Regions from separate parts of the Mus musculus genome. Here region 2 is linked to region 1. Evidence: chromatin loops called from intact Hi-C (ENCODE). Cell type or tissue: gastrocnemius. All regions are shown on one strand. Each heading gives the region's core, and the rest is flanking DNA. Links, peaks and the distances in the headings are about the cores only.

Region 1 (6,548 bases), core at 503-5,502:
AGAATCCTGATCCTAGAGCCTTTGCATACTAGGTAAGCACTTAATCTTTAAAAAGAAAAAGAAAAAAAAAAAAAGCACTGCATGGTTGGAACAGACCTGTAATCCCAACACTGAAGGCTGACTCAGAAGTATCCTGAGTTTGAGGTCAGCAAGGAAGTGGAGGAGGCAGGGGAAGAGAAGTTGTTTCTCCTTGTATTTGAGACAAAACATGTTATGTAAAATAAGACAAGAGCAGAAAGACAAATACTGCATAATCTCACTTAACAATGGAGTGAAGATGACCAAGTCGGCCATCAGTGGAAAGAGAGGCCCACTGGTCTTGCAAACTTTATATGCCTCAGTACAGGGGAACACCAGGGCCAAGAAGTGGGAGTTGCGGGAGAGGGGAGGGGGAGGGTTTGGGGGACTTTTGGGGTAGCATTGGAAATGTAAATGAAGAAAATACCTAATTAAAAAAATAATGAAAAAAAATGGAGTGAAAATGTAAAGTTGATAAAAGCAGGGGGAAGCAAAGGGAAGGTCAAGAAACACTTGCCACTCTGGAAGGGAGAGGCTAATTACCATTTCTATAGGGGGGGAAGAAAAGGTCAGCATGGGCCAACCATGGGCTTAAACCAACTCACCTTATTACCAAGGTCTACCCTTAAACTATAAAAAGTGTATGCTTAGAAGATTTGGGGTCGTCTCTGCCCCTATTGCAGGATGACCCCAGTGTGCTGGATCAATAAACCTCTTGCATGTTGCATCAGAAAAAAACAAAAATCAAACCAAAAAAAAAAAAAAAACCCAAAAAACTAAAAACAAAAAAGTGGTTACCAAGAATTAAAGGGGGTTGGGTGCCACTGGTCAAAGGCTGCAAAAGTTCCCTGAGAGAAAACCTAAGTCTAAGTAAACCTTTACTCAGTAAGAGGACTAGTTAATTACTATGTATAATATTCCCAAAACAATAACAGAGTGGGGAATCAACTACAAAGAAATATGTGAAGTAATGAGTATGTTAGCTTAATTTACACATTCCCTAATGAATATGTATTTGAAATCATGTTAAATACATAGTAAGTGCAAATGCTTTACTAATTAAAATTAATTTTAAAAGGAGAAAAATCAATGGGTTCAAACAAGAAAGTTAAAGCTTTTTGTTCAAAGGAGACTATAGGTAAAGTAAAAAACAAAAACAAACAAAAACATGACAAAGAAAAATGATTTACCATGTCTACCAACAAGAACGAAGAGTTACAAATTAATTAGACTAGAAATTTGACACAAAAATGAAGACAGGATAGCAACATGGAATTACAGAAAAGTGCAATCACTGTAAGATTCATTAGCAATCAGAAATGCAAATTCAACCAACACTGAAATAACTCTTTAGACCAATTGTCAGATGTCAGCATTAAGAAGTTAAGTCCTGTCAGCTCTTCGCAAAGACATGAGATGATAACTCTGATATACCAACAAACTAGTACAAACACTCTTAACCAGGCCATATTTGGCAAAATTTATTAAATTTATACCCTATGAGAAGACCAACAGAGTCAACTAACTTGGACACTTGGGGGATCCCAAGAGACTGAACCACCAACCAAAAAGCATACAAGAGCTGTACCTAGCCCCCCCCTATGTAGCAGATATACAGTTTGGTCTTCATGTGGGTCCCCCAACAACCAGAACGGGGGCTTACCCTGATTTTGTTGCCTTCATGTGGATCTTGCTCCACATGTGAGCTGTCTTGTCTTGCCTCAGTGGGAGAAGATATATTTAGTCCAGCAGTGATTTGAAGTGCCTGGGTAGGTTAGTATGGGAGTGGGAAAGAGGCAGGACCTCCCACCCCCAATCCCCGGGGGGGGGGGGGGAAGCTATGTAAGGGGAAAACTGGGAGGAGGGGGAGAAGGCTGCAATCGAGATGTCGAGTGAATACATAAATTAATTAATGGAAAAAAATACCATTCCAGGATTTGCAAAGGATCCATGACGAAGAATTCCCACTGCCAGTGTATTTGAGGTAGTGGGAGTTAGAACGAACCTAGGTATTCATACCCTAGGTAAGAAGGCTCACACTATGAAGCACTGAGCAGTAATTAGAGGAAACTTACTAGATGTATTCGTAGCAATATGGCCATATCCTTAAAACACCATGTTGGGCAGAAGGAAAAGAACATAATAAAAAAGACATTACGAAAATTACCTCTTAATCCTCTTAATAACCCTATAATTTTATTTTCCTCATTTTTATAGGTCACGAAATAAAAATTACTAACTTTTCTATGGTCATACATCTAATGACTTACAGGATAAGATAAGTACCACAAGTTAAAACAAACAAAATGACTCATGTTATGTATGTGCTGCACACCTAAGATTCCTTTGACTAGTGACTGAGGCTGGTGATATGGCTCACCTGAGTTCAACCCCCAGGACCCACCTGGTGGAAGGACAGTCGATTCTCTGACATCCACATGTGATACACCCTGCATGGTCCTGAATTAATTTATTGTTTTAATTCATACCACAGTCCCTCTCTCTCACTAGAACCCCAACTTCCCTATTAACTCCTCCCAACTGCCAACTTGCTTTCCACATTAGACTGAGTCTATGTCTGTCACACCCAAGCTGAAATGCCATTTCCTTAGAGAAACTTCCCCTGCTAACAGCCTGGATGAGACTTCTCTCTTATATATATATATGTAACCCCTGTAGTAACAATGTTTCTCTAATTAGACTATAAACACTGAGAAAACAAGAATGTTTCTATTAGTCACTATTCCGGTCTTTAATCCTAGCACAGCTTAGCTGTATTAATAAACCTGAGGATCAGTGAGGATAAGTTTTTTAAATATGTTATTATTGCCCCCCCACAAAATGCTTTAGTTCTATCAACTTTACTTTTTCTTGAGTTGATGACTATTCATTTTAGAAATACTACAATCAACAATACTCTTAAAAGCTCCCATCTCTCCAAACTAAATAGAAACATGCTTTCAAAGAAGTCAGAAGTTATGCAACTGATGAATATACAAATTTCATAATCTAAGAAGTCACCTATAATCTAAGAAGTCACCGTAAAACAAATTAGTCAAAATGTTCCTGTAGTAGTGTATTAAAGTAATATCTTCTCAACCAAAAAAAGGAGGGTAAGAAAATGCTACATATCCAGAGAGCTTAAGTAGAGCTTAAATAGTATTACAGTTCTAAAAGTTAACATTTGCTATACCATTTCACCACCAGGTGGCAGATACATACAACTTTCTAGAAATGTTATCAGGCCAATCAGAAAGGAATTTTAGGAAAAGCTAAGTAATTGTAAGCGTATTTGAAACTTAGCTGGTTAGCCAACCGCAGGCTGGATAGAACTGGCTCTAAAAATACTGCACTCTCCTTTAACTGTAAATAAGAGTCTCCAGACATGCAGAACACCCAGTCATGTTTAAGGAGAACAGAGCAAATACAATTTTAAAATGTGGTTATCTTCAGTGGTCATTCAAAATCCTCAGAAGTACAAGAGAGTTTTGAATCCAAAAGTGAAGAGAACAAGGGATGAAAAAGAAGGGACAGAAAGAGCCAGAGGATGAGAAAATGAAGTAGAGAGAAGAATCATCTTCCAAGCTAACACGCTGTGACAGAGAAACCGAGACTTATATCTTTACTCTGTGTTCAGAGAAAGGCTCACTGATAAAACTCCTAACTCTTAAGCGATCTGTTAATTAACACAATGACTCAATTTTTTCAATAAAACGATTCTGAAATTATATTACTAAATTTCTGAGTAAAATATACTATCTTGGGATTCCTTATTTAATTCAAAATGCTACTGAAACCACTACTTGAAAATGTATCTTTAAATCCAAAGACAGCACCTTAACGTACTCACTACCTTGGCCCTGATGCCAGAGAAAGCATCCCTGGCCACTCCACACTCTATAGCAGTGGTTCTCAACCCTCCTAATACAGTTCCTCATGTTGTGGCAACCCCCAACCATAAAATTATTTTCACTGGCACTTCATAACTATAATTTTGCTACTGTTATGAATAGTAATGCAAATATCTGTGTTTCTGATGGCCTTAGGAGACCTCTCTGAAAGGACTGTTCAACCCCCCCAAAGGAGTCACAGCCAAGAGATCAGAGCTGCTGCTCTATAGTCAACTGCTCGGCTTCCTCATTAGCGCTTCCTTCACAGTATTCTTCACTAAACTTTCCTCAGCTTCATTTAGAAATGGACACTAAACCTCTACCATCGTCCAAACTGGTTTGGGTTTTGAAAGGTTTGACCCCATACATAATTCAGAAGGGGGAATCAAATCCTCAATTTAGCACAATTTACAGGTGCAATATCTAACTACCAAATGCAATGTTGGGACCTCTCACAGGTTCTAGAAGAGGCTCATCCACGTGACGGGATCCAGAGCTTATCACTCAAGGGTAAAGCTGCTTCTGACATAAACAGAAGAAAATGCAAACTAAACTCAGCTTGTTAAAAACACGTGTAATAATTCCATTCAAAAAGGAAAAACACAGGCTAGTCACAGTGACCAAAGATTCTATAGCAAAGTGGGAAATTAATGACTAAGACAAACAACCAAGAAGTGACCAGAAAGCAAGGCATGGGAAGAAAACTCAGTCATACTACTGGCTTGCTTCACACGCCAGAGGTGAAAGGCAATCAACTCCTGCAGGTCTCCCCAAGACCAGGGTCCCTCCTGAGTTAGTCACATATTGATTTCAGATAGTTCTCACATTTTTCTCTGATAAAGATACTCAAAAGGGGTTGAGGTAGGAAATAATTCAAACAGCTACAAGAAATTGTTAACATTTATGCATTCTATATTCCATTATTCTACACAGTTCAAGGTCCCCAACAGTACTAGAAGCTGCCAAATCTTTCATTCCTTCCACTAGTACAAACTATATTGATATACTAAAAAGTCTCAACTGCTTATCTGAATGAACAAGAACAAAAGTTCTTGCTTCCTAACGACTTCCTGAATATTTTATTATCGTTTCCTCTCAGGAAATTTATTCACTCTTTGTAGCTCCAACACTAACAGTTGACTTCTGAAGGGAAACTATTTAACATCAACAAAGTTCATAGAAAAGATTATCTCCACTAACAGTTGTTTAATTTCACATATGAACGAAAAATACAAATTAAAAATACACATGAGAAACTAGGCCTGTAGCTGAGTTCATACTGTGCTTGCCTAACAAGTGGGTAGCACTAGGTTTAAGCCCAGTACCATATAAACGGGTGTGGTGATGCACACCCATGATCTCAGGATGATGGGGTGAAGGAGCAGGCATTTAAGACCATCCTCTACTACACAGAAAGCTAGAGGCCAGCCCAAACCACATGAACCACACACACACACACACACACACGTCAATACCAAATCAAAACCACATGATTTCTACAACAAATGTACAGAACACAAAACAAAGGGAGACATTTAAACTACACATTTTTCTCTAACTAGTAAAATGTAAAATAAATAATAAATAATAAATTAATAAATAAAACCATTGATATATTTGTTAAAATCTACACCTCTACTATGCCTACATTTCAATATCTCATTGAAAAGCCCTAAAAGATTTATGAGTAAACTTGGACCATTTTACTCATTAACAAGAACTATATTGGTATTATTTTTCAGGAGAAAAGCATGTATAGAAATTATCCTGTAGAATTTAACTCCAGGATCTCTTGGGGTGGGGGTGGGGGAGCCCTAATATTTACTTCTAAGTTGACCAACATAGGTCTACTGTATGACATAACAGCTTACAATGCATGCCAGCTCTTCACTGTAAAACCTCTGTTCTTTGGAGCAAAGGGTAGCACGCTAAATGACCAGTAGCAATAATAGCTTAAAACCAAGTCAGTTAGGGCACTCTACCATAGCACTTCTGTTTTCCTTTCTCCTTAGAATAGGGGAAGCAGCTTTAAGTACACAGATAGGACAAGAGCTACTGCACTTTGGAGATCAAAGGAACTCTAGGAAGGAAAATACTACACAGTTTAGTACTTTATAATTCTGGCCTGTTTTCAAATTCTTGCTAGTAACTTACTGGGAATATAACCACAAATAAATGACTTATTACATATAACACACACTTTAAAAAAATTAAAAAAAAAAAAAAAAGGATAATGTCTTCCATAGCCCTGAGTGGCCTAGAACTCACTATGTACACACCAGGCGGGCCTCAGACTTGTGGCAATTGTTCTGTCGCTGCTTCTCAAGTGCTTGGATTACCAATGTAAACTACCACCCTGGCTGGCTATGTTAACACTCTTCATAAGTCCCTGGCACATAGTGCTTTACACATGAGAAAGAAAACACAGAGAGGTTAACCAACTAGCCTAAGATCTTCCCTCTTCTAACTTAGGACTTCTAGTACTACTAGCAAGTTGAAAAAAAAAAAAAAAAAGATGAGATTTGCAAAATGAAATGAGGAAATTATAACCAACTGTACCTTAATGCAAAGCAACACAGGATAAATACAGTCAGTAGTTGCCCATGCCATTGCACAGGAATCTACTGTACCTAAACCTTT
Region 2 (6,548 bases), core at 788-5,787, 270 kb after region 1:
TGGAGGCCAAAAGAGGGCGTCAGACTCCCTGGGGTTAGAGTTACAGCAGCTGTGAGTGTTCCAAAGTGATACTGGAAACTGAGTTTGGGCCTTCTGGCCGAGCAAGGAGCACTCCCAGCTCCCGAGACATCTTTCCAGACCTCGGTGACTATATCCTCTCAGCAACGTCACTAAAATATCCGACTAAGTTAAGCAGAATTTACAATTCAATTTCCAAATTTAAAGATTGTTTTACAATTTTGATGGCAATTCCTCGTATTACTAAAGCATTCTCTAGATCAAAAATAATTTTTAAAATTATCTTAAAATTACAGTGACTCAAAAAGGATGGACCAATTTCATATCACTGCCAAGAGAATATAAGTTGTGCAAAAATCTTGATTGTAACAACATAATTAGTAATTTTGCAATAAGGAAAGCAACAAAGTTAAATTCCATGAAAATATGTTACAAAGTGTGTGTGTGTGTGTGTGTGTGTGTGTGTGTGTGTGTATGGTGATGGTGGTGGTGGTGGTGGTGGTGGTGGTGTTAATTGAGCCAAGGGTATTCTGGGTAAGCACTCTATCAGAGAACTATATTCCAACCATAACTACACATGTCTCATGGTGGCATGTGCCTATAATCCGAGCACTTAGGAGACTAAGGTAAGAAGACTGCAGGCCAGCACCATCCTCAGCCCAGTCTTGGGCTATGTGGAACAGTCAACTCAGTGGAAGAGTGTATGCTTAGCACGCATAAGGACCTGGCTCAATCCCTAGAGCCATGGAAATAAAAAAGAAATAAAGGATCTTGTAGTACAAGCAATTGAAGTTTATCCCTGACTAGCTTACAAATAAATGAGGCTCAGACTATATTTTATTTGGCTTTGACAATTACTAGGGGTAAATCCCTAATCTAGTCTTCTAACTGCAGGCCTGGCTGCCTCCCCAGTGCTGTACCCCAGGTACTTGCTGTTTCTCCTGACTGTGTGCTCATCGTCCATCTCCCCCTGGCTTCCTCCTCTCCTCTCCTTTCTTCTCCCTTGTCTCTCTCCTCCAACCAGGTCACCCCAAACCCACCTACCTCTAATCCCTCCAGTAATTGGCTGTAGTCAGTTTTATCTAACCAATAGTATTACACTAAGAAACAAGGACTAGCCAGGCGTGGTGGTGCATGCCTTTAATCCCAGCACTCGGGAGGCAGAGGCAGGCGGATTTCTGAGTTTGAGGCCAGCCTGGTCTATAAAGTGAGTTCCAGGACAGCCAGGGCTATACAGAGAAACCCTGTCTCGATAAACCACCAAAAATAAATAAATTAATTAATTAAATAAATGAAAGAAAGAAAGAAAGAAAGAAAGAAAGAAAGAAAGAAAGAAAGAAAGAAAGGACTGCCCAACAGAAGCTTGTAAACAAAAGAAGTCACTCCTAGGCCTATACCTTCATGCTAGAATTTAGTATTGCAATACATAACAGCAGACCAAACCTCGACAAGATCTGCTTTTTGTCCTACGAATATGTTTTTTTTTTTTTGGTGTAGAATAGAACATTTTAATGTAGTTTAGTGGCTTGGTTATAGTTTCAAACATTTCCACATATGCTAGGTTGTCTTTTCCCGTAAGAGTCCTGTTGGGGCTACCTTCCTAGCAGAAGAGGGGTGTGGGTTTTAGAAATCATTCTTTGCTGTTGATTCTATGTCTCATCATGGAGATGCTTGCCTAGCTTGGCCTGGGAAAGCCAGACTAGGTGGGATAATAGATGTTCCCAAGAGCCACCTTTGTAACCTTCTTTTGTTGTTCTTCTTTCTTTGATCCTGAAGTGACAGGACCTGAGTGTTATTGAGAGGGGTTCCATACTAGAAAATCTCCCCGCCATGCCTACGCTGGTGTCAATGTCTTGGCTAAATCAAGGAGGGCAGGTTGCTACCCACTGTCCACTTCCGCCCCAGGAGAAGGACTTTGTGTGCTAAGAAACCTTGGGCCTCTTGCTTTGAGCTCTAAAGGAGAGCAGCTCTTCTTACTGCTTCTCTGCTCCTGGCATTTGCTTTGTTTCCACTGTGTGTGCACATGCAGAGGCACAGGCACACACCACGAACACATCAACAAACAGTGTTGGGATAGACACCCCCACCCACGGGCCCTTAGCTGCTTTCATTTTCCAGGCCTAGATTCCCAGGAGTGGAATTGCTAGGTCAAAAGGCATATGTATTTTTAATATTGATGGATTTTTCCGGATTGAATTCCAAAAATGCTATAATAATTTACATCTCCACCAGCAATGATTGAGAGCAGGGGGGTTTTCCCCACAACATGCAATCGCTGTAGAGCTCTTTTAATTTTGTCAGCCAGAAGGGTGCAAATGAGTATCTTTTATTACTTTAATTTGCATTCCCCTGCATTCTAATGAATGTGAGCATCTTTCCATACAGTTTGATTTTTTTCCCCTTCTGAACAACTTATTCATTGCCTGTTCTCGCTTTTGGATTTTTGTCTTTTTTTATTATTATCAATTTATAAGAGCTCTTTGCATATTGTAGTGATTAACCTTTGTCTATCATCTGCATTGCAAATCTATTTTCTAAATCTGTTTGTCTTTTGACTTTGCTTACAACATCTTGCCACAAAATGTATTAAAAATGCATACTTAAAGGCAAAAATATCTATCTTTTAGATCTGGGTTTCCAAACTTGGCTTGAGAAAGTCTTCTGTGCTTCCGATTATATGAAGTCCATGGGGCTGCAGAGATGGCTCAGTCAGTAAAAAGCTTGCTGTGCAGCACCCAGGCAATAAAAACTGGGTGTGGTGGCAACTGTTTGTAATCCCAGCAGAGTTGGACAGATACCCAGAGGTCATCGGCCTGCCAACCTAGCTAAAATGATGAGCTCTGTGCTCAGGCACAAGCAAATAGAGAGCAACCAAGAAAGATAGCCTCAAGCCTACACACACACACACATGCATGCACACATGCTCACACTAACATAATTATGTATATATAGAGACATACAAAAAATATTATATGAAGTCCAGTTTGTATTGCCGAAATGTTAATGAATCATAGCATACATATGAGAGATGAAGATTTGCTGATAGGTGAATTCTTATGAGGTAGGCACATTCAGTAGGCTAGGACCTAAATCAAGAAACCGAATCTCACACCCTTCCCCTCCAAGGCTCAGGGACAGTCAAGGAAGAAGAGGAGGAAAGATTGTTAAGAGTCAGAGGTCAAGGATGATTGCCGGTTTATAATGTCTTCTGGACCTGACAGCCATTGCACTCGTGAACTTACAGCATCCATGGTTGCTGATGCAAGACTGCACAAGATGAAGTCAGCCAGCACTCCAGCATTGAGGAGGAGGAGAGGAAGACATGAAGTAGGGAGGGGCACATGGGAGGCAGGTCTGAGAGGAGTTGGCGTCGGGAAACCTGGGGTGGATATGATCTAAATAAATTGTGTTCATATATTAAATTACTAAGAATAATTTTTGAAAGAAGGGAGGAGAATCTTACCAGCACACAACTCTCCTCCTATCTCCTTAAGCACTTCCCACCCCAGTGAACCTACATCCTGTGTGCAAACTAGCTCACATCTGAACTTTATCTAAACATCCTTGGTGCCTGCTTCCTTCCAGCTGTTTGAGTTCACCATCACGTCTGAGTCTCTTGCTGAACCTGGAGCTCACAGACTTTGCTAGGCATCCTCCTGTCTCTGATCTTCATTGCTAGGATTACGAGTACACACCATTGTGCCTGGCTTTTTGCGTGGGTGCCAGGATTCTGAACTTGGGCCCCCATGTTTGCACGGAAGGTACATCACTGACTGAGTCTCCACAGCACCCCTAGGGACGTATTTTCAGTGAGAACACTGTAGAGAGGACAATCTATGACAAAGCAAAGGTCTGAAGCATGAGCCAACATGCTGAATGAGGCCGCTCACACGGGTGTGGCTGAAGTTTACCAGCATACGGCAATTTAGTGTCACAAGAGGGCAGGTCGGGACAGACCTTGCCATTCCCACATTCCTGCCCAGGCCTGGGGCCACCATCGAATGGGCACAGCTGGGGAACGGATTCTCTCTGCTTCTGAAATTGTAATGCTCTGTGAAATTGTGACTTGGGAAAGTGTGACCATCAAAATGCCACTTGTAAGAGATAGAACATGTTGGCTGAGCACTCATGTTGGAAGTCCATCATATATTGGGTCATTTGGCCCTCATACTGGTCCGTGAGGTGGATACTGTTTGACTACAGATGAAATCATCAGACCAGGAGAAATCAAGGCCCTAATACACATCAAGTGGTCCAACTGCAACTAAAACCCAGATCCGCCTCCCTCCAGAGTCCCTGCTTTTTCTCTGTATATACTGGACGATGATTTGAACATCCAACCAGACACTTTACCAAGAATGGCATGTGAGACGGAGCGGATGCTTGTGATCATTGTATCAGCCCCTCACAATGGGCCCTCTGGTGTCTGTTTCCTCTTCCCATACAGACATACTGAGTGGTTGATTTCTTGGGAATTTGAGCTACACCTTAGGCAGCAATGACCATTTGAACTGAAAGAAAAGCAGAGTTGGGCCAGGGTGGCTGCTTTCACTCCAGGAACAAATAGAGCAGGCAGAAAAGGGAGCCGATTCCTGGGAGGTGCAGAGTGCGTGTGAAGAATGAGCAGGACTCTACTCCATCTTCTCCTAAGCTGCGCTCTTGATTACAGGAAGTCCAGTTATCGGCCTTCCTCCAATACAGAGAGATCACTGCATAGTCTACGCTCTCGTGAGTGGGCCAGTTTCTTACAGAAGAGAGACATGAACACATGAACATACTAGCACAAAGACACAGACAAGCTGGGGCAGCACATGGCCCCACGGTGGGTGATGAGAAACAAAGGAAATGCATACACCAAGAGAGCCTACCTCTGGGATCTGAGAACCCAGAGCATCTCTGGCAGCCCAGGGTCCTCCAGCCACAGCACGAGAGCTCTTCTGCAGAGAGCTCTCACCGAGGCAGTTTCTTTCTCACCAAAGAGAGCGTTTCAGCTGCTCGAGATAATTGTAGAAGAGCGTGCTGAAATTACCAGGTACCTTTTCTCACTATCTGATTGGCAAGGCTTTAATGATTTAATACGACCCAATGCAGGTGGAGTGTAAAAGAGGACATCTGTCAGAAAATAAAGATTATTCCAACTCCCGGGAAAGGTAGCTCAGCAGCATATGTCAAAGTGTTACATGGAGCTACCCTTAAGCCCAGGAACTCCACTGCTAAAAAATATGTACACACACACACACACACACACACACACACACACACACGCTGATTAAGCTAGGCATGGTGATATGCATCTGTAATCCCAGCACCCAGAAGGTAAAGCAGGATGCTAAGTCTTCCACGGACCTCTATGTTTTAGTTTGAAGATGCATATAAAATGTGGAGGGCACAGGCTCTTGTGTTTGAGTGCTTGGTCCCCGGATGGTGGTGAGCATTTCAGAGGTTCTGCAAATTCGCTGGAGGAAGTGGTCACTAGAGGATGGCTTGCTTTAAATGTTATACTCTGCCAACCCCACTTCCCGTCCATGCCAAGAATCTATCCTCAGCACAATCTCAATGTCATATTCTGCCCAAATGTATAGGGCTGAGCAACCGTGGACTGAATGAACCCTCTGAAACTAGGAGCCAAAGTAGGCCTCTCTTGTTTTCAGTTATTTGTGTCAAGGGCTTTGGTCCTGATTGCCCAAAAGCAGCTGACAAAGCATGGGATATTATTAAACATTTAAAATACTGAGGTAAGGTTGAAGGTATAGTTCAGTGGTAGAATGTGAGTGAAAAGCCCTCTATTCACTCTCTTGCACTGGAAACAAATTAAATAATAAAACTAAAATAAAATGAACTCTCAGCTCCTTCTCCAGCATCATCTCTGCTTGCTCGTTGCCATGCTTCTCACCATGACAATAATGGACCAAACCTCTGAAACTGTAAGCCAGCCCCAGTTAAATGTTTTCCTTTATAAGCATTGCTTTGGTCATGGTGTCTCCCCACAGCAATAAAACCCTAACTAAGACAGATAGGTAGAAGAATTTAGAATCCCAGAAACCACAAAAATGCTGGGCGTGGTGGCACGCTTAAAATCTCAGCCTAGGGAGGTAGAGACAGGAGGATCCCTAAAGCTCAGCTGTCTGTCTAGCCTAAATGGTGAGCTCCAGGCCTGTGAGAGACCCTAGCTCAAAGAGACGGGCTGCACTCTCGAAGTCGTCCTCTGGTTTCTACATGCACATACACTTGCTCTGTAGTTTCCAAACCTGGAGAATGGACCAAATGGGGTGCACATGAGTGTGAATGTGTGTGCGCGCGCGCGCACACACACACACACACACACACACACACACACACACACTTGAGGCACCGTCTTCCACCGCGGCTGGCTTTCCTCCAGTCATTGGGGACATGGGCACCTTGCCAGCTCCTACTGCTTTGGGCTCATTTTCTCTCATTTCCCCCGAATGTTTGGCATAGAGCAATGTTTCTTGCTGTCCCTCCCATGTATTGGCTGAGATAGAAGTGACCCCTTCATTTATACTCAA

What was found. Peaks named below come from ENCODE experiments on the same cell type or tissue, not always from the same donor. Only the 100,000 strongest peaks of a DNase experiment are listed, where the experiment ranks them.
Region 2: it touches region 1 in a loop (5-fold over the local background); 29 of 42 quality-filtered maps call a loop at or near these places.

The regions. Positions count from the first base shown.
Region 1 is chr9:59,010,305-59,016,852 of GRCm38, forward strand. The region is part of intron 1 of Neo1 (neogenin); the gene reads right to left. Among named protein-coding and RNA genes, the nearest start is that of Neo1, 23 kb to the right of the region's middle. In gastrocnemius, for the core only: a CTCF peak has its summit at 3,218 (motif pointing right); no DNase peak of the experiment used is centred there; H3K27ac peaks cover 427 bases.
Region 2 is chr9:59,275,599-59,282,146 of GRCm38, forward strand. No RefSeq gene overlaps it. Among named protein-coding and RNA genes, the nearest start is that of Adpgk, 13 kb to the right of the region's middle. In gastrocnemius, for the core only: no CTCF peak of the experiment used is centred there; no DNase peak of the experiment used is centred there; H3K27ac peaks cover 635 bases.